Regions from separate parts of the Homo sapiens genome. Here region 1 is linked to region 2. A link is an interaction called in ENCODE POLR2A ChIA-PET data of the cell type or tissue named here. Cell type or tissue: HepG2. All regions are shown on one strand. Links, peaks and the distances in the headings refer to the core of each region. The heading gives the core; the rest is flanking DNA. Region 1 overlaps USP34 (ubiquitin specific peptidase 34). Region 2 has its middle 20 kb from the start of PAPOLG.

Evidence for each region. ChIA-PET counts read pairs that join two places held together with the same protein. Peaks named below come from ENCODE experiments on the same cell type or tissue, not always from the same donor. Only the 100,000 strongest peaks of a DNase experiment are listed, where the experiment ranks them.
Region 1: POLR2A ChIA-PET joins it to region 2 with 5 read pairs; 1 of 35 experiments calls an interaction of 5 or more read pairs at or near these places.

The regions. Positions count from the first base shown.
Region 1 is chr2:61,249,119-61,260,588 of GRCh38, forward strand. It overlaps USP34 (ubiquitin specific peptidase 34), which reads right to left. Exons shown (of 80, transcript NM_014709.4): 44 at 10,593-10,658; 45 at 8,086-8,232; 46 at 7,934-7,990; 47 at 7,755-7,832; 48 at 7,266-7,360. It also overlaps the pseudogene BNIP3P45. Among named protein-coding and RNA genes, the nearest start is that of C2orf74-AS1, 77 kb to the left of the region's middle. In HepG2, for the core only: no CTCF peak of the experiment used is centred there; a DNase peak (open chromatin) is centred at 6,673.
Region 2 is chr2:60,730,528-60,741,997 of GRCh38, forward strand. It overlaps the pseudogene ATP1B3P1. Among named protein-coding and RNA genes, the nearest start is that of PAPOLG, 20 kb to the right of the region's middle. RefSeq lists a silencer at 5,403-5,601. In HepG2, for the core only: no CTCF peak of the experiment used is centred there; no DNase peak of the experiment used is centred there; H3K4me3 peaks cover 891 bases; H3K27me3 peaks cover 1,676 bases.

The sequences.
Region 1 (11,470 bases), core at 5,685-8,184, 520 kb after region 2:
ACACTGTTCACAATTTTACAGATTTTAGCAACCTCATCGTATGATTTTTTTCTTTTCATATTGAGAACTTTAAGGCATTTTACAGCTTCTCTTTGGCAAAGCCCAACTGTTAATGAACACTACTCTTGCACTTTGGTGCCATTAAGTAAAATAAAGGTTCCTTGAATACAAACAGTACAATACTGCGAAGGTAACCAAAAGGGCCACTAAGTGACTAATGAACAAGTAGTGTATACACCATGGACATGCTGGACAAAGGGATGGTTTACATCCCAGGTGGGGACTGTGCCAGATTTTATCATGCTACTCAGTCCAGTGGGCAATTTAAAACTTAAGAATTATTTTTGAAATTTTCTATGTAATATTTTCAGACCTTGCCTGTCTGCAGGTAACAAACTGCAGAAAGAAAAACCACAGAGAAGGGAGACTATAGAAGTATTCTAAATCACATTCTTATTAAAACTATACAGTCAGTCCCTGAGCACTAGGCAGCAGCACTCCTGCTCGCCCTTTTCCAACGGCCCACCACTGAAGGGCAGCCCGATGCCTGGCAGCCACCCTCTAGCACCATGTCACAGAGCAGAGTCCCCACGATGCAGAAGAAGAGTCTGCAGGGCTCCTGGCAGAATTACACTTTAGCAATAATAGGAATGGGGGCAGTGTTCCAGCCTGTTTCTGTTTCTACCAGTGACATGGAAAAAGTACTACTAGATGCCCAGCATGAGTCTGGACAGAATATCTCCAAGAGTTCTCACTGTGACAGGATACCTCGCTCTCAGACATCAGAAGATACTAACAGAGCTGCTGAAACAGCCAGCCATAGCATTGGAGAGAAAAACAGCTCTCAGGCTAGGCGCGGTGGCTCACGCCTGTAATACCAGCACTTTGGAGGGCTAAAGTGGGCAGACTGCTTGAGGCCAGGAGTTCGAGACCATTCTGGCCAACATGGCAAAACCATGTCTCCACTAAAAATATAAAAATTAGCTGGGTGCGGTAGTGCACAAGCCTGTAATCCCAACTACTCGGGAGGCTGAGGTTGGAGGGAGCCAAGATCACACCACTGCACTCCAGCCTGGACAACAGAGCGAGACTCAAAAAAGAAAAGAAAAACAGCTCTCAGTCTGAGGAAGGTTATATTGAGAGAAGGAAAGAAGTTGAAAGCATTTTGAAAGAAAAACCTCAGATTGGACATGGGATTGGTTGAGTTAACCAGAAAATATTCCCCCCAAGGAGTTCCTCTCATAAGGGCTTGCTGTACATTAACGCATATACTTTTTACAACAATCCTATAAGGAAGGTACTGTTAGTCTCTCCTGTTTATAGATTAAACACCCCACATGCATGGCCACTCTCAGCATGAGAAACACAAACATCATGAAGAAAGAGGGCATATTCTCTGCAAAATTTCTGAAGGTTTTTCTTCCATCTCTGCTGTTCTCTCATTTACTGGCCACTGGATTGGGAATGTCTATTAAAAGGTGGCTGACAACCTCCACCAGCACCTTTTCATGAAGAATTGGAACCTGGCTGTTCATTAGTGGGATTGTATTTGAGCTTGCACATAGTTAATTGAAGAGCTGTTATGATCCTTGTATGGCTGCATCACTTGTGTGTACTTGTTCTGTAACTCCTGCATTCCTAATTTAGTAAAATCAAAGAATAGACACTAAAATCAGGCCGATCTACAATTATACTTAAGGGATCAATAGGCAAGTCAGAATGATTAATATCTACTGTAGGCTGGGTGCGGTGGCTCACGCCTGTAATCCCAGCACTTTGGGAGGCTGGAGCAGGCGGATCATGAGGTCAGGAGATCGAGACCATCCTGGCTAACACAGTGAAACCCCGTGTCTACTAAAAATACAAAAAATTAGCCGGGCGTGGTGGCGGGCGCCTGTAGTCCCAGCTACTCAGGAGGCTGAGGCAGGAGAATGGCGTGGACCCGGGAGGCGGAGCTGGCAGTGAGCCAAGATTGTGCCACTGCACTCTAGCCTGGGTGATCAAGCGAGACTCCATCTCAAAAAAAATAAATAAATAAATAAGTAAATAAATAAACGAATCTACTGTAAAAACTTGGTAGTAAATTTTCACTGGATATTAGACATAAATATCTGAATACAAACAATTTTACTAGTCTTGATGTAGTACTGTAAAAATTATCTATAACTTAATTCAGCTAAAAAACTATATTTCAAAAGAATGAATAACACTGATATTAAAATCACTACTTTAAAGAGTTTGTTCAAAATAAATATTGTGGCCTTATATTACACTATTGTAGAAAATATTGTTTAATTTAAATGAATGCAGGTTGTCTACTAAAGATTACACATAACTATGCTAATTTTTCTTAATAAATAGAAGCCAAGATATAACTACAAACTCAGCTGTATCGTTTATATACGAAACTATTGTTGCTTTTGCAGTATAAGGTCTTCATCCTCTGATTATTAGGTAACCACCTTGGATGATGAGTCAGCTGCTCAGTATCTTTTTACTCTTCATCACTCTGCATTTGTTAATTTATTCCTATCCTTTGTCCTCAACTTTTGTGTGCTCTTAAAAATCAGCTTTATTCTAAGCAAATTTGTGTCTACTTTAAAAGACTGGAAATGAAAAAAATCTTTGCCAAATCCATCAGATTACTGTATTTACATAAGGTTTAACATCAAATGCCATAAAAGCTTCTTGATGAAACCAGGACTGTTCCCCATTTGGACATTTTTTTCTTTCTACAGCATCCTTGTTAGAAAGGCCGCCCCCTTGATATACTGTATATACGTGACTGTGCATTTGTTTCATCTTTCCGTACTCAATTCGGTTGTTAAATAAACATTTTAATTTGTTTAAAAAAAAAAAACAGCAAACACACCCACAACTTTTTCCATTCTGAAAAGATTTTCCTATGTCGAGATAAGAAAAATAAAATGTTATGGTAGACTACGGTAAACACCATGATAAAGATACAAAAGGGTGCTATGGAAGCATGAAAAGGAGTTCCATCATTCTCCAGGGCCAAGGAGGTCTTTGGTTCAGAGTTTTCCTTTCTTCCCTAAATAAAAGGAATCAAAGTACTTATTTTTGTGAACCAGAATTGCAAAGTCTGGCTGTAATCCCTTATTAGATGAATGACCCTATATAAGTTACTTAACCTCTCTGAGCTCAATTGCTGGGTTGTAAAATGGAGATTACCTACCCGATACTATCTTTGAAACACTGCCTGGCAAACAGCATTCAGTTAAGTGTCAATTGCTGCTACTACAGTAACAATAGCAGCAGCAGCAGCAGCAGCAGCAACAGCAGAAAATCAACTGGTCACCTAAATCCTATACCATAACATATTGCTAGTTCAAGTTCAATTTAAACAGACAAAAATATACAAACTCTGATTTACAAAAAAATGAATTTTAGGGAATAATTTTCCACTGCACATAAATATCAAACGAGAATTTATTTAAACCAAGAACACAGTCAAAAATACAAAAAGTATGAATTTAGGGAAACAAGGAATGAAAGATGTTACAGGCAGAGGGAATAAAAAGTTCAAAAATTCACTATTTTAGATTATTTGGGAGACTGACAAATGAAGTATAACAGAGTCAAATGTATGTAATGATAGAGTGTGAACTTCATCCTAACAATTCTGAAGAATAACTAATGAGCTTGTGGCATGGGGTGAAACCATGCATTGTGTCAATAAGTAAGAGAGATGAGCAGATCCAGAAAGATTGGAGAACAGGTGACAGAGCACAGCAAAGCATTCTAAACTAAGATGACAAAACAAAACAAAACACATCACTAAACTACCTTCTGGAAAAACCCAATGCTTTTATTCAGCTGTCATTTTCTTAGTTTAGAATGCTTTGTCAGTAGCATATTAGTAAAAAATTGGTATTATGGTGATTGATAAGTTACTGAGGTAAAATGAATAGATTGAGAAAACCAGAGGTCTGAAAATAGAACAGTATATGATCCTATTGAGGATAATAAGCACTTTGTTCACTTCCTCAATTGGCCCATTTCTGTTGATTATTATGTTAGTACAGAGATATAAAAGTATAGTAAGAACAAAAATGACTGACTACCTGGGAGAGATGTGACAGGTATTTCAGAAAAACAGCAGAATCTTATCAGTCAAAAGAAGGGAGTTATCAAGAACGACAGATTTATTCAATACATTTATTCCAATTAGAGATTCTCCAAAGAACTTGACTCAGACCCTTGATGATCTTTTGGTGACTCATTTATTATATTCCTCTACAGCAGTTAACTTTTGACTGACTCCATTTTATATACGTCCCTAACTCTTATCCTAACCCAACTCTCATCAGATGAGTTTGTCTTCTTCGTGTAATTGCCTACATAGCTACGCTTTCATTTGACTATGTCCACCTAACAACTTGCCCAACTACCCTTCTTGAAATTGGAAAAATGAATACCATCCCTTTCAAATAAATACTGACCTGGAAAACCTCCTCTTAAGCAATTTTAGTATCTTATTGTATAATGACTTTTTATTCTCTGCCTTCAAACATGCTCAGATATCTTTCATCTAGAAAAATCCTTTGTTTGAGCCCCAAGACTCTTTCTGGCTACTATTTTCCTTGCTGTTTTTATTGCTTTTTTTTTTTTTTGAGACATAGTCTTGCTCTGTCACCCAGGCTGGAGTGCAGGGGCATGGTCTTGGCTCACTGCAACCTCTGCCTCCCAGGTTCAGGTGATTCTCCTGCCCCACCCTCCCAAGTAGCTGGGACTACAGGCGTGAGCCACCACAACCGGCTAATTTTTGTATTTTTAGTAGAGACAGGGTTTCACCATGTTGGCCAGGCTGGTCTCAAACTCCTGACCTCAGGCAATCCACCTGCCTTGGCCTCCCAAAGTACTGGGATTACAGGCATGTGCCACCGTGCCTGGCCTGTTGCCAAACTTTAAAAATCAATGATTTATGCTTGATTCCATGTGTCCCGACAATGTTGCTTCTATTCCTATAACCTGACAAAACACATCACTAAACTACCTTCTGGAAAAACCCAATGCTTTTATTCAGCTGTCATTGTCTTTCATCTCTGTGAATTATATTAATTGATTATTTTCTTCTTGAGATTCTCCTCCCAGTTTGGGGGTTACCATTTTATCCTAATTTTCTTTCTTTCCTTGTCTCTCTTCTGTCACTTTGTCCTCTGTACTTTTAGGTTGGCTTAGCTCTTAAGTCTTTTCCAACAATTACATTATTTCTCAGGCAGATATTCTGATAGATTCAATCACACAGATAAACCTAAAACTTGGATGGCAATAATCTGATGCCATCGTGTTACCAATCTTGTTTTCCACTACTGTTCCATGTGAATACACTACTTAAAAATGCAGGCTGGCCTAATCCTAGATTTTTTGCACATTCAAGGACATTTCTATTTCTCTGCATTCGTTCTTAGTAACTAACTGCATAAGATGCTCTTTTCAATCCGATTTCTATTTGTCTTTCAATATAAAATTAAAATGTTTACTCAACTACTCTGTCCTAAACTTGCCATTTTATGGCTCTTAAGAGCCTTTTGGCCAGGTGCAGTGGCTTCATGCCTGTAATATCAGCATTTTTGGAGGCTGAGGTGGGCGGATTGTTTGAGCCCAAGAGTTCAAGACCAACCTGGGGAACATGTGAATCATCAAAGAATAATAATAAAGGGAAAAAATTGTATAATGTTTGGCACGCATTAGTAGAACAAGTATAGCATTTTTTTTTCTTTTTTGAGATAGGTTCTCAATTTTTTGCCGAGGCTGGAGTGCAATGGCACAATCATGGCTCACTGTAAGCTACCTCCCAGCCTCAAGTGATCCTCCCGATTCAGCCTCCCGAACAGCTGAGACTGTAAGTGCATGCCACGTCTGGCTAATTTCTAAAACTTTTTTAGCAACAGTGTTTCCCTATGTTGCCCTCAAACTCCTGGGCTCAAGTGCACATCCTTGAACTCCCAAAGTGCTGGGATTACAGATGGGACCCACTGTATGTGTAAGGCAATTTTTATTTGAAGACCACTAAATTATTATTTTCCAAGAAATTCTACTGAAAATGAAAGCTGAGGAAGAATATTTTTGATCAATGTACCAAAATATACACATCCAAAGATAACAACAATACACTGGAAGGGAACCAGCTTGAATGTATTATAGTATAAACACTTATTTAACACTCTAACTCAACAGTTACTAACTCCCAAATCTACCTCTATTCTAGACCTCTCACCAAGCTCTAACTGTAACAGCCAACTGCCTGCAGGACCTTTCTAGCTGGATGCCCCAATGAGAACTCAAATTCAACTTGATTATCTCCCTGAAATTTGCTTATTTGTATCTTAGGAATCAGCATTGGGAAAGTTTCTTTATTCTGTGACTCCATGTCTTCACATGTAAAATGGGGATAATAACAGCATCTATTGCAAAGAAATGCTGTGAGGATTAACTGGATTAAAGTTCTCACAACAGTGCTTGCTAAATAAAAAATACTTTGGAAAGGCTAGCTAGTACAAAAAGTCCCTAGTTAGCTACTACAGAAAATTCCAAAAATAAACAATTCATAAGTGGTGTGGTGTTCTGAGTATCATGATAAAATCTTGTACCATCCTGCTTAGGATATGAATCATCCCTTTGTCCAGCTTATCTGTGTTGCAGACACTACCCACTTATTGGTCACTTAGTAGCTCTCTTATTACATGGGCTGTCATAGTATTGCAATGCTTCTGTTCAAGTAACCCTTATTTGACTTAATAATGGCCCCAAAGGGCAAGAATACTGAGCTTCATTTGTAATTTAAACTTTATCATAGGTATGTTATGCACAGCAAAAAGCAGTATATATAGGGTTCAGTACAATCTGAGGTTTCAGACATCTATTGTGGGGTCTTGCAACATTTCCCGAGGATAAGGGGTTCCACTGTATTACTTAAGAAAATGTCACAAAAGCTAGACATCTGAGACTCGATACAGATAATGATGAAAATGATCAATGTACTTATCGTCCATGTATCTGCTCCCCAAAATCTATACTGTTTCAAGTTGAGTGATTACCACTTTCATACAGCTCAGTATATGTCAAAATAAATGGTAATTCACTGAACAACTAGATGAAAAGTTGCTCCATGAGACTGAGCTCCATGCAGCTGATTTTACCTTCATCATATAATTTCCACCAAAGTTTAATCTTAGTTTACCCTTAGTTTGTCTTTCACTTCTACGGTGAACATAATAAAAATCACATTTGAAAAAGCATACCTTTTTTCAGCTCGTACTTTCTTCCCACAATGAGAACAAGTATACATGTTATCACCTTCCAAAGTGTCTTTTATAGTAACTTCATCAAGAGATTCCTGTGTATAAAACCACATTTAAAAGTTTCATATTATTGTTTATAGCATGCAAATATACAAAAGGTGGCAATTACAATTTTGACAGAATGCTCAGCAAAAAAATTTTTTTTTTAAAAGTGAATTCTTAAATTTTAGTAAAAAACTGTTTTTCCTCATATTAAGATATTCTATGAATCTTAGTAACTTTTTTGAAGGGTTAATTAAAAATTTAAATTTTGATTGGGCAAGAAAAAGCTTTATGGTTGATGTTTAACTCTTATTTGAATAGTACAGTAAGAAGAAAATACATAAAAACATGAAAAAAGTTTAAAAATATCAAGATGACCAACACAAACCCGCTATACACAAATAGGTAAAAGCATAAAGTAAAAAAATTATGTGCATTATTACTCACATAAATGTTCTTCATATCAGCCACTTGGCACCTCACAGTATAAAACTCTTCAGCAGTTTGACTAACATGTTCACAATCCTAATCAATACACATAAAAAATTAATAAAAACTAGTAAATTATAATATAAATGAAAATATATTAAGATCTCCAAAAAGTAAAAACCAGGTATAATACTTACCAAGGATACAACATTGTTTGTAATTACACCTCCAAATAAACTTTTGACGGTATTTTTCTTTAATATAAAACAAACAAAAAATAAGAAACTAGTTAAAACGCAGGCAAATTTGTTCAAATTTCAAAGAAACTTTTCAGTATTCTGATACTAACCAGTTCGGGAGACATTTCTTCGATTTTGGTAATTAGATCAGTAAAAAACTCTGTCATATCTTTCTGTTCCCCAGTATTCAGAGGCTGCTTATCCATGGTGTATGTTTTACAGAAAGGTCTAGGATTATATGCTTTGCATTCACTCTCCTGCAAATAAAAAGGGGAACATTCTAAGTGTCAGATAAAAATAAGAAAATTATAGGTTCTTCAATGAACATATAACAAAAACAAAAGAACAGGTAGTAAATCTACTAAGTTAGTTTTAAATGGTTGCTTCTATTTCTTTCTGTTTAGTTTTCATAGTATTTTTAATTTAATGGTCTTGGTGCTAGAAGATTCTTAAATTACCTAGGATATTTGTATTTTCAAGTCAAGGAATTTCTAGGAAGAAATCTGAGACTCAAATGACTCACAGCCGGGCACAGTGGCTCAAGCCTGTAACCCCAGCACTTTGGGAGGCCGAAGCAGGCGGATTATGAGGTCAAGAGATTGAGACCATCCTGGCCATCCTTTACCAACATGGTAAAACCCCATCTCTGCTAAAAATACAAAAACTAGCTGGGTGCGGTTGCGCATGCCTGTAGTCCCAGCTACTCAGGAGGCAGAGGTTGCAGTGAGCCGAGATCGTGCCACTGCACTCCAGCCTGGCAACAGCAAGACTCCATCTCCAAAAAAATCAAAACAAAACAAACAAAAAAAACACTCACATCTATATTGCAAAGCATAAAATATACAACCTTTACAGGCCGAATAAACTTTCCCAGAGATTGAACTTTGTTTTAATAGCTTTTAAAATAGTCATTTAAACCAGCAATTTTCTATTTGTCAATTCAAATGGCACTTGCAGCTCTGTTAAAAGGAGATTAAAGGCCAGGTATGATAGCTCATGCCTGTGATCCCAGCACTTTGGGAGGGTACGGCGAGTTGATTGCTTGAGCCCAGGAGTTCAGCACCAGCTTGGGGAACATAGTGAGACTCTGTCTCTACAAAAAATAAAGAAGATAGCCAGGCATGGTGGTACAAGCCTGTGGTCCCAGGCAGTGGAGCAGTGTCGAGGTTGCCATGAGACGAGATGGTGCCACTGAACTCTAGCCTGGGTGACAGAGTGAGACCCTGCCTCAAAAAATAAAAATAGTCAAAAATACACAAAGAAGTATGACACAATCCCTGTCCTCAAGATTTAACAGGTGAGAAAAGTAACATATATACAAGGCAGAAACAACAAAGAGGCATGGTGACTTGGAATACTCCGGTTAATCTGTGGAATAGATGGTCTCTTAGAGTTTGAAACCAAGCTGACTCTTGAAAAATGAACATCAGAAGAAAATGGAGAAGAGTGACACAGGTAGGAAACAATGGCATAAATAAACCCACAAGCAATGAAGCAGCAGGGTGATGGGCTCCAAATGGAGAGGGATAAGATAGGAGGTTGAAGGGTAGGGGGAAAAAACCCAGAGGGTGTGTGCCATGGTGATGAGCTCGAATACCATTCTGTTCGTAATGAAGAAGCACTCAAGAGTTTTAAGCAGGGGAATAATATTGTAAGATTTACTATCTTTTTAAAAGATTGATCACTTTTATAGTTTTAGGCATTGTAATTAAGGGATACTAAGATAAATCAGCTAGAAAGCTGCAAGCATAAAAGGGGAGGACCTTGTGACAGAAGAAGGATGAGACACAACAGATTCTTCAAAGGACAAATTAACAGAATGTAGACAACTGAGATAACTTTTAGAAGTTATTATGACAAATAACAGAGATAACTGACAGACAGCTCCGGGCACGGTGGCTCACACCTGTAATCCCAACACTTTGGGAGGCTGAGGCAGGCAGATCACTTGAGATCAGGAGTTCGAGACCAGCCTGGCCAACATGGTGAAAGCTGTCTCTACTAAAAATACAAAATTTAGCCAGGCGTGGTGGTGTGCGCCTGTAGTCCCAGCTACTTGGAAGGTTGAGGGAGGAGAATCACTTGAACCTGGGAGGTGGAGGTTGCAGTGAATTGAGATCACACCACTGCACTCCAGCCTGAGTAACAGAGCAAGACTCTGTCTCAAAATAAATAAATAAATAAATAAAAAAGTAAGAAAAAGAAAGGTACATAGTTATGACAAAGCCAGTTCAAACGAGCTCCATTTAACTTTTTTAGGTTTTGTCACAGGGTACACCTAATTTGTTTCCCTCCATGTTTCTTTTTTTTTTGAGACAGAGTCTCACTCTGTCACCTAGACTCGAGTGCAGTAGTGAGATCTCAGCTTGCTGCAACCTCTGCCTCCTGGGCTCAAGCGAGCCTCCCTTTTCAGTCTCCTAAGCAGCCGGGACTACAGGCACGCACCACCATGCCTGGCTTATTTTTTTTTTTAGTAGAGATGGGGTTTCACCATGTTGCCCAGGCTGGTCTCAAGCTCTTGAACTCAAGCCATCCACCCACCTTGGCCTCCCAAAATGCTATAATTACAGGCATGAGCCACAGTGCCTGGCCTAGCCTCCATGATTCTTAAACATACCATTAAATATGTAAACATTTTCTGAAGCTCCAGAAGAGTGGTCTTGTGCTTCATATCCTCTGAATACTGAAAATCAAGAGAAAACACCATTAAAAACACAGACATGATGGTAGTAAATTAGGCATTCTAGCAAAGAAAGTCTTGCAATGTACACTGTATCTGTTTTCATTCTTTTGGCTATATAAAAGAAAAACACCAACACATTCAATTCTTTAGTAATTATAGCATTAAAAATTGTAATGCTTTGTTACATAAATACAGCTATTACTATCTTATAAGGAAACCGAAGAGAGAATTTTAAAAATCACTTTCTAGGTTAACACTTATTTGGTACAATGCTGATGATTTCCAAGAATGCAAGAATGAAAAACACTTCAGGTGCAATCAAAGTTGTCTTCCACAAGTAAACCTACACATTAAAAAAATACATTTGAAATATTAACCAATGACATCTCATCATCATTTATTCATATCTTTACTCTTTCTGGAACAGTATATTCTTCACACTGAAGAGGAATACCAGCCAGGATCTTTGAAAACTGTCTAAATATTCAACTATCAATAAGTCAAATTCAGGAATCTGGCTAGACTCACACATTAGAGATTTAGTATTGAACACCAAGCCTTATAGGAAAGATCCATATTCATGCAAGGTACTTATTACACATATTCCACCTCACTCAAGTATTAAAATGAATCTATAAAGTAGGTATTATTCTTATTACAAATTATTACCTCTCATAACTTTGAAAGTCTTGTGGAATAATAGGCGTCCACAAGCTAAGAGTATACATTAGTTATTTTTGCCAGCTTTATGGAAGACTGCAAGTAATATGGCTCTGCTGTTTAGCAGCTTATAATCAAATTGAAGTCAAGAT
Region 2 (11,470 bases), core at 3,451-5,950:
TTGGGAGGCTATGGCAGGAGGCTCACTTGAACCGAGGAACTAGAGGCTGCAGTAAGCTGTGTTCATGTCATTGCACTCCAGCCTGGGCAACAGAGTGAGATCTTGTTTCTAAATAAATAATAAAAAATCATAAAGACAAAAAGTGAAACTGACTGCTAGGGGTTAGCGGGAAGGGGCAATGGTAATTATTATTTAATGTGTGACCGAGTAAGACTGTCTTTAAAAAATAGAAGGAAAAAAAGCAATAGTAGTCTATGAAAAAACTAATTCAAGGTACAAATAGATCAGAATAGTAGTTGAGGTTTGGAATTATCATCTGGGAGGGGGACACAGCTACTGGGGAATGAAATATTCCATATCTGGATCTAGGTATTTAACATTCATTATGAATGTTTTCCATATGTTAAAATGCCATACATTTAAGATTTGTACATTTTCTCTGGTTATAATTCAATTAAAAAGTAAAAATTTTTTAAGAATTAGTTTTGCCTGCTTTTGAAGTATATGTAAACGGACTCATATTCGTGTGTTCTTTTGTGTCTTGCTCAACATTATGTTTGAGAAATTCATCCACGTGGTTGTATATAGTTGCAGTTCATTCATTTTTATTGCCAGTAGTGTTCAGTTCTATAAATATGCCACATTTTACTTATCCATTCTATTTTTGGGTTGTATCCAGTTTGGGGCTGATGTGAATTATATTCCTGTATATGTCTTTTGGTGCATCTGTGTGCATATTTCTGCAGGACATATATTTAGTAGTAAAATTGCTGTGTCTTAGGGTACGTGTGTGTTCAATTGAGTATACTAACAGCTTTCCAAAGTGATCATACCAATTTATTTATTTATTTTTTTTTACAGATGGGGTCTCACTCTGTCACCCAGGCTGGAGTACAGTGGCATGATCATAGCTTACTGCAACTTTGACCTCCTGGGTTCAAGCAGTCTGCGCACCTCAGCTGGGATCTCAGCTCACTGCAAGCTTGGCCTTTCGGGTTCAAATGATTCTTGTGCTTCAACCTCCCAAGTAGCTGGGATTACAGAAGTGCACCACCGCACCCAACTAATTTTTGTATTTTTAGTACAGATGAGGTTTCACCATGTTGGTCAGGCTAGTCTTGTACTTCTGACCTCAAGTATCCAGCTGCCTTGGCCTCCCAACGTGCTGGGATTACAGGCGTGTGCCACCCCACCTGGCCCCTCTGTTTATACATTTGAGTAAATTGCCGACATGATGCCACTTTACCTCTAAATAACTTTGTAAAAACAATGATATTCCCTTACATAATCACAATACAGTTATGAAAATCATGAAATTAACACTGACACAGTACTATAATCTGTGTACTTTATCTAAATTTCATTAGTTATCTCACTAATGTCCCCTGTAGCAAAATAAAAAAAGTTTTTTAAAACCTTGGTCCAGAATTCAATCCAGCATCCCATATTGCACTTAGTTGTCATGCGTCAAAAGAAAAACCAAGCCCAGTACAATGATGTGAGGTGGGAGGATTGCTTGAGGCCAGGAATTCAAGACCAGCCTGGGTGACAGGTGGAGACCCCATTTCTACAAAAAATAAAAACCGTTATTTTTTGGCCTTTAATCTCACAATCAACAGAGAAGACTTCTGAGACCCTTGGCCACCAAAATGTGTGGGGATTTTATCCCACTAAGCAATCCTTCAGTGGATTCTCCATCAGGGTGTCCCGTAATTCAGTTCAATTCTGAGCCATACATTGCATGCCTGTACCAAAATATCTCATGTACTCCAGAAATACATACACCTACTATGTACCCACAAGAACGATAAGTAAATGAATGAATGAGTGAATGAAAATTCTGACGCTATCCTTAGGCCACTGGTACTTCTGACTGGCTAGAAACCAGGGTTCCTGCGACCTCCTCCTTGGGTTTGACTAATTTGCTAAGACAGTTCACAGAATTCAGGGAAACACATTGCCAGTTTATTATAAAAGATATCATAGGCCGGGCGTGGCGGCTCATGCCTGTAGTCCTGTTACCGGTTGAGGGTGTCCAGGTTCTTGGCGTCTTGAACAAAGAATTGGACAAAATGCACAAACAAAGCAAGTAAAGAATGAAGCAACAAAAGCAGAGATTTCTCGAAAATGAAAGTATACTCCAGAGGGTGAAAGCAGGCCTGAGCATAGGGGGTCAAGAGCCTCGTTACAGAATTTTCTGGGGTTTAAATACCTTCTAGAGGTTTCCATTGGTTACTTGACGTACACCCTATGTAAATGAAGAGGATGAAGTAAAGTTACAAAATCATTTACTCACTGTACAGCCTATGTAAATGAGAAGGATATTTCCTGTCATAGATGAGATGTTTCCATTTGATTTAGTTCTCGGAAGTCCTTAGGTTCCCTGCCTCCAGGTCCTATTATCCTGCCTAATCCTAGCAGTTTGGGAGGCCAAGACAGGTGGATTACTGAGGCCAGGAGTTGGAGACCAGTCTGGCCAACGTGGTGAAATCCCTTCTCTACTAAAAATACAAAAATTTTTTGTACGTCCGCCATGAGACGGGCATGGTGGCTCACACCTGTAATCCCAGCTACTTGGAAGGCTGAGGTGGGAGAATCACTTGAACCTGGGATGTGGGGGTTGCAGTGAGCCAAGATCATGCCACTGCACTCCAGCCTAGGCAACAGATCAAGACTCTATCTTTTTTTTGAGACAGTTTCGCTCTTGTTGCCCAGGCTGGAGTGCAATGGTGCAATCTTGGCTCACCGCAACCTCTGCCTTCCAGGTTCAAGGCTTCCAAAGTGCTGGGATTACAGGCGTTTTGTGTGTTTTTTTTTTTTTTTTTTTTGAGACAGAGTCCTGCCCTGTCGCCCAGTCTGGGGTGCAATGGCGTGATGCAACCTCCACCTCCTGGGTTCAAGCGATTCTCCTGCCTCTGCCTCCTGAGTAGCTGAGATTACAGGTGCGCGCCACGATGCCCAGATAATTTTTGTATTTTTAGTAGAGATGGGTTTCACCATGTTGGCCAAGCTGGTCTCAAACTTCCGGGCTCAAGTGATATGCCCGCCTTGGCCTCCCAAAGTGCTGGGATTATAGGTGTCAGCCACCACGCCCTGCCTTTTTTTTTTTTTAAGACAGGGTCTTGGCCAGGCGTGGTGGCTCACACCTATAATCCCAGCACTTTGGGAGGCCAAGGCAGGCGAATCATGAGGTCAGGAGTTCGAGACCAGCCTGGCCAACATGGTGAAACCCCGTCTCTACTAAAAATACAAAAATTAGCTGGGCGTGGTGGCAGGCGCCTGTAATCCCAGCTACTCACGAGGCTGAGGCAGGAGAATTGCTTGAACTCATGAGGCAGAGGTTGCAGTGAGCTGAGATCGCACCACTGCACTCCAGCCAGGGCAACAGAGTGAGACTCCGTCTCAAAAAAAAAAAAAAAAAAAAAAGACAGGGTCTTTGCCAGGCACAGTGGCTTGGGCCTGTAATCCCAACACTTTGGGAGGCCAAGGTGGGTGGATTACATGAGGTCAGGAGTTCAAGGCCAGCCTAGCCACCATGGTGAAATCCCATCTGTAGAAAAAATACAAAAATTAGCCAGGCGTGGTGGTACGTACCTGTAATCCCAGCTACTTGGGAGGCAGAGGTTGCAGTGAGCCATGATCGTGCCTCTGCAATCCAGCCTGGGCAAGAGAGCAAGATTCTGTCTCAAAAAAAAAAAATCATAAGATACAGATGAACATCCAGATGAAGAGATGGATATGGCAAAGTACGGGGGGAGGGGTGTGGTGCTGCCACGACCTGTGGGTGTGCCTCCCTCCCAGCACCTCCAGGTGTTCAGCAGAAAGGAAATTCATCAAATCTTAGTGTTTAAATTTTTTTAAAAATATTTTTCAAATACATTTTTATTGTCTTTTTTTCCTTCCTCACATGCAGAACTTCTCCACATACCAGATTTCTTGCAGCTATAAAGTCACTTGATGTTGGCCGGGTACCATTTTATCCCTAAAACTCTGTTGACATCAAAATATGACAGTGTTATAGCCATAAAATATTTACATAGCACAGCATATTAAGCTTTAGACACTTGGCAATTAAACCACATAAAAAGAGGACAAGACCCCCATCCTACATGTTTGGAATCAGGTGTTCACCGGTCCCTATCTGGTGACTGTACACTGGTTCAAAGGGCAGCAGAGGCAAGAGGCAGTTACTTCAGAGGACATTGAACACTATGATCTGGAAGCACGTTATGATGTAACCCAGTGTCATGTACCACACACCTTTCTCCAAGGTGGTCTCATAATTCTAGAATGGAAGGTCCAGCTGATACAAAATGAAGACAGACAACACAAAATTTACTCTGTGGAGACATCCTACTCATACTATGCACATGCTGTGATTTTGAACATAACTCGTCCCAAAAACTTGTCACGATCATCCTGACTTTTAAGGTTGGCTGATCCATCAATCTTGCATTCAACTGTTACTTCTTTCCCAGTATCGTTAGGAGCAAAGCTGACCTGAACAGCAACCAATGGCTGTAGATACCCCACATGCAGTTTTTCCCCATAATATGGGAAATATTTTAAGTCTATAATTCCATTATGAGGATAAACTGCTACATTTGGTATATCTTCATTCTTCGAAACACAATCTATCCTTGGCACTCCTTCAGACTTTAATCCAATTATTCTGTTCATTTTCACAAGAATACAAGGGTTTCTTTGAGAATAGCCGAAATCAAGATCATTCATACCACGGCATGCTTGAAGTAACGAAATGGGAGATTGACAAGCAACATAAACTGGACCCTTCTGTTCAAAAAGTGCTCCATCAGGACAGACTGTGAGGTTTTTCTGTTCTTCTAAAGTATATGGTTTTAGAAACTTCTTAAGGTCTTCAGTGTACCCTGCATACGAAGTTAGATCAGACCTACTGAATGCATATTCCAATGCAGTGACTGGTTTTGGAAAAACCATCAGTCCTGGGTTAAGAATCTGGTCACGGTATTTTGGAACCTCATCGTTGAGTCTGAAGCATAACCCACATCGTGAATGAGAAGAGTGCAGCCAGGAACCCATAAAAAATTAGGTAGAAGAGCAAGATCAAACCCCAGCTCTTGGCGGTGCGCCACAGGAACTCTCCGGTGGTCGGGTTGTAGATGAAGAGCTTCCACTCGGCGAGGCTCTGGTTGAGGGACTCCTTCTTCATCGTGTGCGCGCGGACGACGAGGGGAGCGGCGGCCGCGGGGACGGAGGCGGCGAGGGCAGCGGGGACGGGGGCGGCGAGGGCAGCGGGGACGGAGGAGGCGAGGGCAGCGGAGGCGCGTCCCGGCTCCGGCGGCGCAGCCCGGCGACGGCAGGGGAGGGTGGGACGACCGAGAACACCTCCTCGTTACTGGGAGTACTCGAGCCGACTGCAGTGTTTAAATTTTTAATAGAGCTAAATTTCTTGCACCCTCAGCCCTTCCAGATGTTGGTGGGTGGGGCTTAAGTTCCAATCCTCTAATCCTCTAATCACCTGGACTTTCTGGTGACTAGCCCCATCCTGAAGCTATCTACGGGCCCCGCCCTAAGCAGGTTCATTAGCATAAACTCAGGACTTATCAAAGGAGCTAATTATGAATAACAGAAGATCCTCCTAGCACTCAGGAAATTTCTAGGATTTTAGGAGTTCTGGGGCAGAAAGAAACCAAATACCTTTTATACCACATCATGTCTCTTTAGGCTTCTTTACTGTAGAATAGTTCATCAGTCTTTTTCTTTCTTTTTTATTTATTTAAAAAGAATTTTTTTTTGAGACAGAGTTTCACTCTTGTTGCCCAGGCTGGAGTGCAATGGCTCAATCTCGGCTCTCTACAACCTCCACCTCCCAGGTTCAAGCGTTTCTCCTGCCTCAGCCTCCCGAGTAGCTGGGATTACAGGCATACACAACCACGCCTGGCTAATTTTGTATTTTTAGGAGAGACGGGGTTTCTCCTTGTTGGTCTGGTCTCGAACCCCCAACCTCAGGTGATCCGCCCGCCTCGGCCTCCCAAAGTACTGAGATTACAGGCGTGAGCCACTGCACTCGGCCTTTAATGTTTTAATTCTTTTAAAATTATTTTTATTCTAATAATTTTTCTGTAGATTATTTTGAATTTTCTTGACATACAAGTATGTCAATTCCATATAATGACAGTTTTTTCCTTCTGTTTTGAGCCTTATACATTTTGTTTTTTTCTTACCTTCTGTATTTGCTAGGACAAGGTAGAGATAGTGGTTATCATTGTCTTGCTCCCAACTTCAAGAGGAAAAACTTTGATATTTTACTACTATTTTACTATTTAATATGATATTTGCTATAGTTTTTCATTGAGTCACTTATCAGATTAGGAAAGATCTTTTCTATCCATTGACATTAGACTTTTTTTTTTTTTTTTTTTGGAGAGAAAATCTTGCTCCATCTCCCAGGCTGGAGTGCAGTGGCACAGCCTCGGCTCACAGCAACCTCTGCCTCCCAGGTTCAGGCAATTCTCCTTCCTCAGCCTCCTGAGTATCTAGGATTATGGACATGCACCACTACACCCAGCTAATTTTGTATTTTTAGTAGAGACAGGGTTTCACCATGTTGGTCAGCCTGGTCTAGAAATCCTGACCTCAGGTGATCTACCTGTCTCGGCCTCCCAAAGTTCTGGGATTACAGGCATGAACCACTACGCTTTTCTCTTTTTTTCTTTTTTCTCTTTTTTTTTTTTTTTTTGAGAGACAGGGTCTTACTCTGTCCCTCAAGCTGAAGTGCAGTAGTGTGATCACGGCTCACTGCAGCCTCAAACTCCTGGGTTCAAATGATCCTCCTGCATCAGCCAGTTTTTTTGTTTGTTTTGCGGGTTTTTTGTTTTGTTTTGTTTTGTTTGAGATTGAGTATTGCTCTGTTGCCCAGTCTGCAGTGCAGTGGAGCAATCTCAGCTCACTACAGCCTCCATCCCTCAGGTTCAAGGGATTCTCGTGCCTCAGCCACCTGAGTAGCTAGGATTACAGGCATGTGCCACCACACCTGGCTAATTTTTATATTTTTTGTAGAGATGGAGTTTCACCATGTTGGCCAGGCTAGTCTCAAACTCCTGGCCTCAAGTGATCCACCCTCCTCAGCCTCCCAAAGTGCTGGGATTACAGGGATGTGCCACCACATCTGGCTTGTTTTTGTATTTTTTAGTAGAGAAGGGGTTTTGCCATGGTCTCAAACTCCCTGCCTCAAGTGATTTGCCTGCCTCATCCTCCCAAAATGCCAGGATTACAGGCATGAGCCATGGCAATCAGCCTAGGTTCTTTCTTTCTTTTTTTTTTTTGAGATGGAGTCTGGCTCTGTTGCCCAGGCTGGAGTGCGGTAGCTCCGTCTCGGCTCACTACAACCCCTGCCTCCCGAGTTCAAGTGATTCTCCTGCTTCAGCCTCCCAAATAGCTGGGATTACAGGTGCCTGCCACCATGCCTGGCTAATTTTTGTATTTTAGTAGAAATGGGGTTTCACCACCAGGCTGGTCTCAAACTCCTGACCTCAGGCAGTCCACCCTCCTTGGCCTCCCGAAGTGCTGGGATTATAGGCATGAGCCACTGCACCTGGCACCTAGGTTCTTATTTTTAAGAGTAAATTGCAGCCGGGCACCGTGGCTCCTGCCTGTAATCCCAGCACTTTGGGAGGCTGAGGAGGGTGGATCACCTGAGATAAGAAATTCGAGACTAGCCTGGGCAACGTGGTGAAACCCAATCTCTACTAAAATACAAAAATTAGCCAGGCGTGGTGGTGCACACCTGTAATTCCAGCTACTTGGGAGGCTGAGGGAGGAGAATTGCTTGAACCCAGGAGGCAGAGGTTGCAGTGAGCCAAGATGGCGCCATTGCACTCCAGCCTGGGCAAACAACAGTGAAACTCCGTCTCAAAAAAAAAAAAAAAGACTAAATTGCAATTACCCCAAATGGTTTTTTTAAAACCTAACTACGATTTGGCCCAGGTTATGGTCAATTTTGGTAAATGTGTCTAGTTCCTTTTCCCAAACACTATGACTATGTAACAAATCACCCATAAAATTAATTGTTTTGAACAACAATCATCATTTTTACCTCTCACCGTTTCTATGTGTCAAGAATTCTAGAGCAGCTCAAGGGCAGTTCTGCTCAAGGTCTCTCATGAAATTGCAGACTGACTGGTTGGGGTTAGCTTATCTCAAAGGTTTCTTCACTTACATGCCTGGTGCCTATGCTGAGGAGACTCCAACAGCTAGGTACTGGAACACCTGCGGCTCCTCAGACATCCCCTTCTAACTCTGTGTGGTGTGTCCAGCAAGGCAGCTTGAAGGTAGTTAGATTTACGTAACAGCTCAGGGTTTCCCAAGGCAGGTACCCTAACAGAGAGGCAGGGAGAAGCTGTTTTATGACCTAATCTTTTATGACCTAATCTTAGAAGTCACATGGCATCATTCCACCAGATTTTTTTTGGTTGAGGTAGACACAAAAGGTTACTCAGGTTTAAGGGTAGGGAACATAGACCCATCTCTCATTGGAGAAATATCCAGTCACACTGTAAGGAGAACACGTGGAATCAGATACATACTGTCATGGCAATCTTAGAAAATGCAGCTTGCCGTAGCAGCATCCCACAAGTCCCACAAGCAGCCTGATAGTCATCTTTGCCATTAGACCCAGCTCTAGCTTTTGTGTTAGGTCACACATGTCCTTTTTTTCTCTGCCCCCAGCAGCATATTGCCCACTTCATTGCGTTTCATGCACAGCCACACTCTGGAGTCCCACAATCCTTGCTCTTAAAGACAAGGTTTTTCTTTGTTTCTTGTTTCTTTGGCTGGAGGGCAGCAGTGCAAACATGGCTCACTGCAGCCTCAACCTCTTGGGCACAAGTAATCCTCCCTCCTCAGCCCCACCAAGTAGCTGGGAGCACAGGCACGCGCCACCACCCCCAGCCGATTTTTGTATTTTTTGTAGAGATGGGGTTTCACCATGTTGCCTGTTGCAGGTGAGTGGCAACTATCTGAGACTGCTATCATGCGGGCGGCAAAGGAATTTACCAAGACAGTTGTTGGTAAAGAAAGGCAGATTTATTAGAGAAAGTATGAAAATACATTGCAACGGTGCAAGGGGCAGGTCAGCAAGAGAGGGGCAGACTGCAAGGAGACAAAGGCTTGCTGGGGATTTTATAGGATGGTACTGTCTGCTGACAAGGGCTTAGAGCAGTGCTGATAACACCAACGTTGCAATGAGCTAATTAATCTACAGGTGTCTTGTGATAAATTGGATATAGGAGGGCTACATATCCTGGACCATGAAGAAAGGCAGACCAACAGGTTATCTGCTTTCTCTTTCTGCTTTCTTTTGGTCTTGCCAGCCTGACTCTTTTTCCCTAGATAGGACTCCACATTGCCCAGGCTGGTCTCCAACTCCCGAGCTCAAGCAATCCTCCCCACTCAGCCTCCCAAATGCTGGTATTACAGGCAACAGCCCCCGTACCCGGCTTTTTTTTTTTTTAAGTCAGGGTCTCACTCTGTCACCCAGGCTGGAATGCAGTGGTGCAATCACTGCTTGCTGTAACTTTGACCTCCCCCAGCTCAGGCTGTCCTGCCTCAGCCTCCTGAGTAGCTGGGACCACAGGCACGCACCACCACATCTGGCTAATAGTTTATTTTTAGTAGAGACAAGGACTTACTATGTTGTCCAGGCTGGTCTCAAATTCCTGGGCTCAAGCGATCCTCCTGCCTCAGCCGCCCAAAGTGCTGAGGTTATAAGCCTGAGCCACCGCAGCTGGCCTAAAAGAAGTTCTTAAGCTTCTCTCAGATACCCTCCCTGGGATTTTGAAGGGTAAGGGAGAGCCCCTGTGGGCTTGAGAAATGAATGTCACACATCACCCAGGCTTGAGGTCCTGAGAAATGTCATTACACCCCTGGGACCTCTGAATGCATCTTCATGCCAAGGCATCAGGATGAAGTTCTTTCCTCAATGCCTTAAATATTTCTTCAGTGAGGACCTCCTGTCCCCAGGACTGTTTTAGGAGCTGGCAGCACAATGATAAAGAAAGAAGCCACTGTTCCAGAAGGAACTCACAGTGGAGAGAGGCGTCTATAAACTTGTGAGAGTATCATCCAGAGGCCATAGGGAACATTTAAAAATGTGAAGGCAAGAAGTATTGTGATCAGGTTTGCACTCCGGAAGTCCTCACTATGTGAAAGCAAAGCTAGCCTTGTCCCTTACTGCCGGGAGCAAGGCATAGTCAGCTGCAATTTGTGTACAAAATCTCCATTACAATGTATTAGACCTGAGGGGGATTTCTCTGATACGAGACCTCTTTGAGAGAGAATCATCCAGGCTAGGTTTGTTTCTGTATACACCAGGAAGCATACACTGAAGAAAACCTGCAACAGAATGGAGTTCGTTTTCCTCAGTTAGGAAAACAGGATGAGGAGTTGAAGTAGCAACAAACTCATCTTCTAATGAATTTACTTCAAATTCTTTTTCTTTTTTTTTTTTTTTTTTTTTTGAGACGGAGTTTCACTCTTGTTGCCCAGGCTGGAGTGCAATGGCGCAATCTCGGCTCACTGCAACCTCTGCCTCCCGGGTTCAAGTGATTCTCCTGCCTCAGCCTCCCGAGTAGCTGGGATTACAGGCATGTGCCACCAAGGCTGGATAATTTTTTGTATTTTTAGTAGAGATGGGGTTTCTCCATGTTGGTCAGGCTGGTCTCGAACTCCTGACCTCAGGTGATCCACCAGCCTCGGCCTCCCAAAGTGCTGGGATTACAGGTGTGAGCCACCATGCTCAGCCTACTTCAAATTCTTAATTAACTTTCACCATTCCAACAGACAAACTAATTTGATTCCCTAACTATGAGAAATGGCCATAGCAACATCCTTTGTAAAATGTTTAGAAAATGTCAGATTTCTTAAAAATGCAAGGAATAATCCAGTCCAGGTGGCACTTGCCTGTAATCTCACCTATCCTGGAGGCTGAAAAAGGAGAATCATTTGTGCAAGGCTCTTGTATGGATTCGAACCCTCAGAGGGCACCAACAAACACGAGGTGGTGTGGAGCAACACACTGTTTTAATGAGCACCTCAGTGCAGGTGGGCTGAGGCCTAATATGGCGTCAGCACCAAAAGAGGACGGGGCAGGGGTTTTATAGTCTCCTGTAATCAGGAAGTGTCTCAGTCTGAGGTAACTGCTACGCAGCACCCACACAGCCTCTCTCCCGTCTTCGGGGGTTCGTGTCTTTCGGCCAGCTCTCTTCCTGCTTCTGCTATCTTACTGACGCATGCTGCTGGCACAAGTGGCCTTGCGCCTTGGGACTGGGCCTGAAGAGGGAGGAGTTATTCATTCCCTTAAGCTTTCAGGGCCCGGAGAGAATCTTTCAATTTGAGGCCAGGAATTCGAGGCTGCAGTGAGCTATGATCATGCCTGTGAATAGCTACTGCACTCCCACCTGGGCAACATGGTAAGACCCTGTCTCCAAAT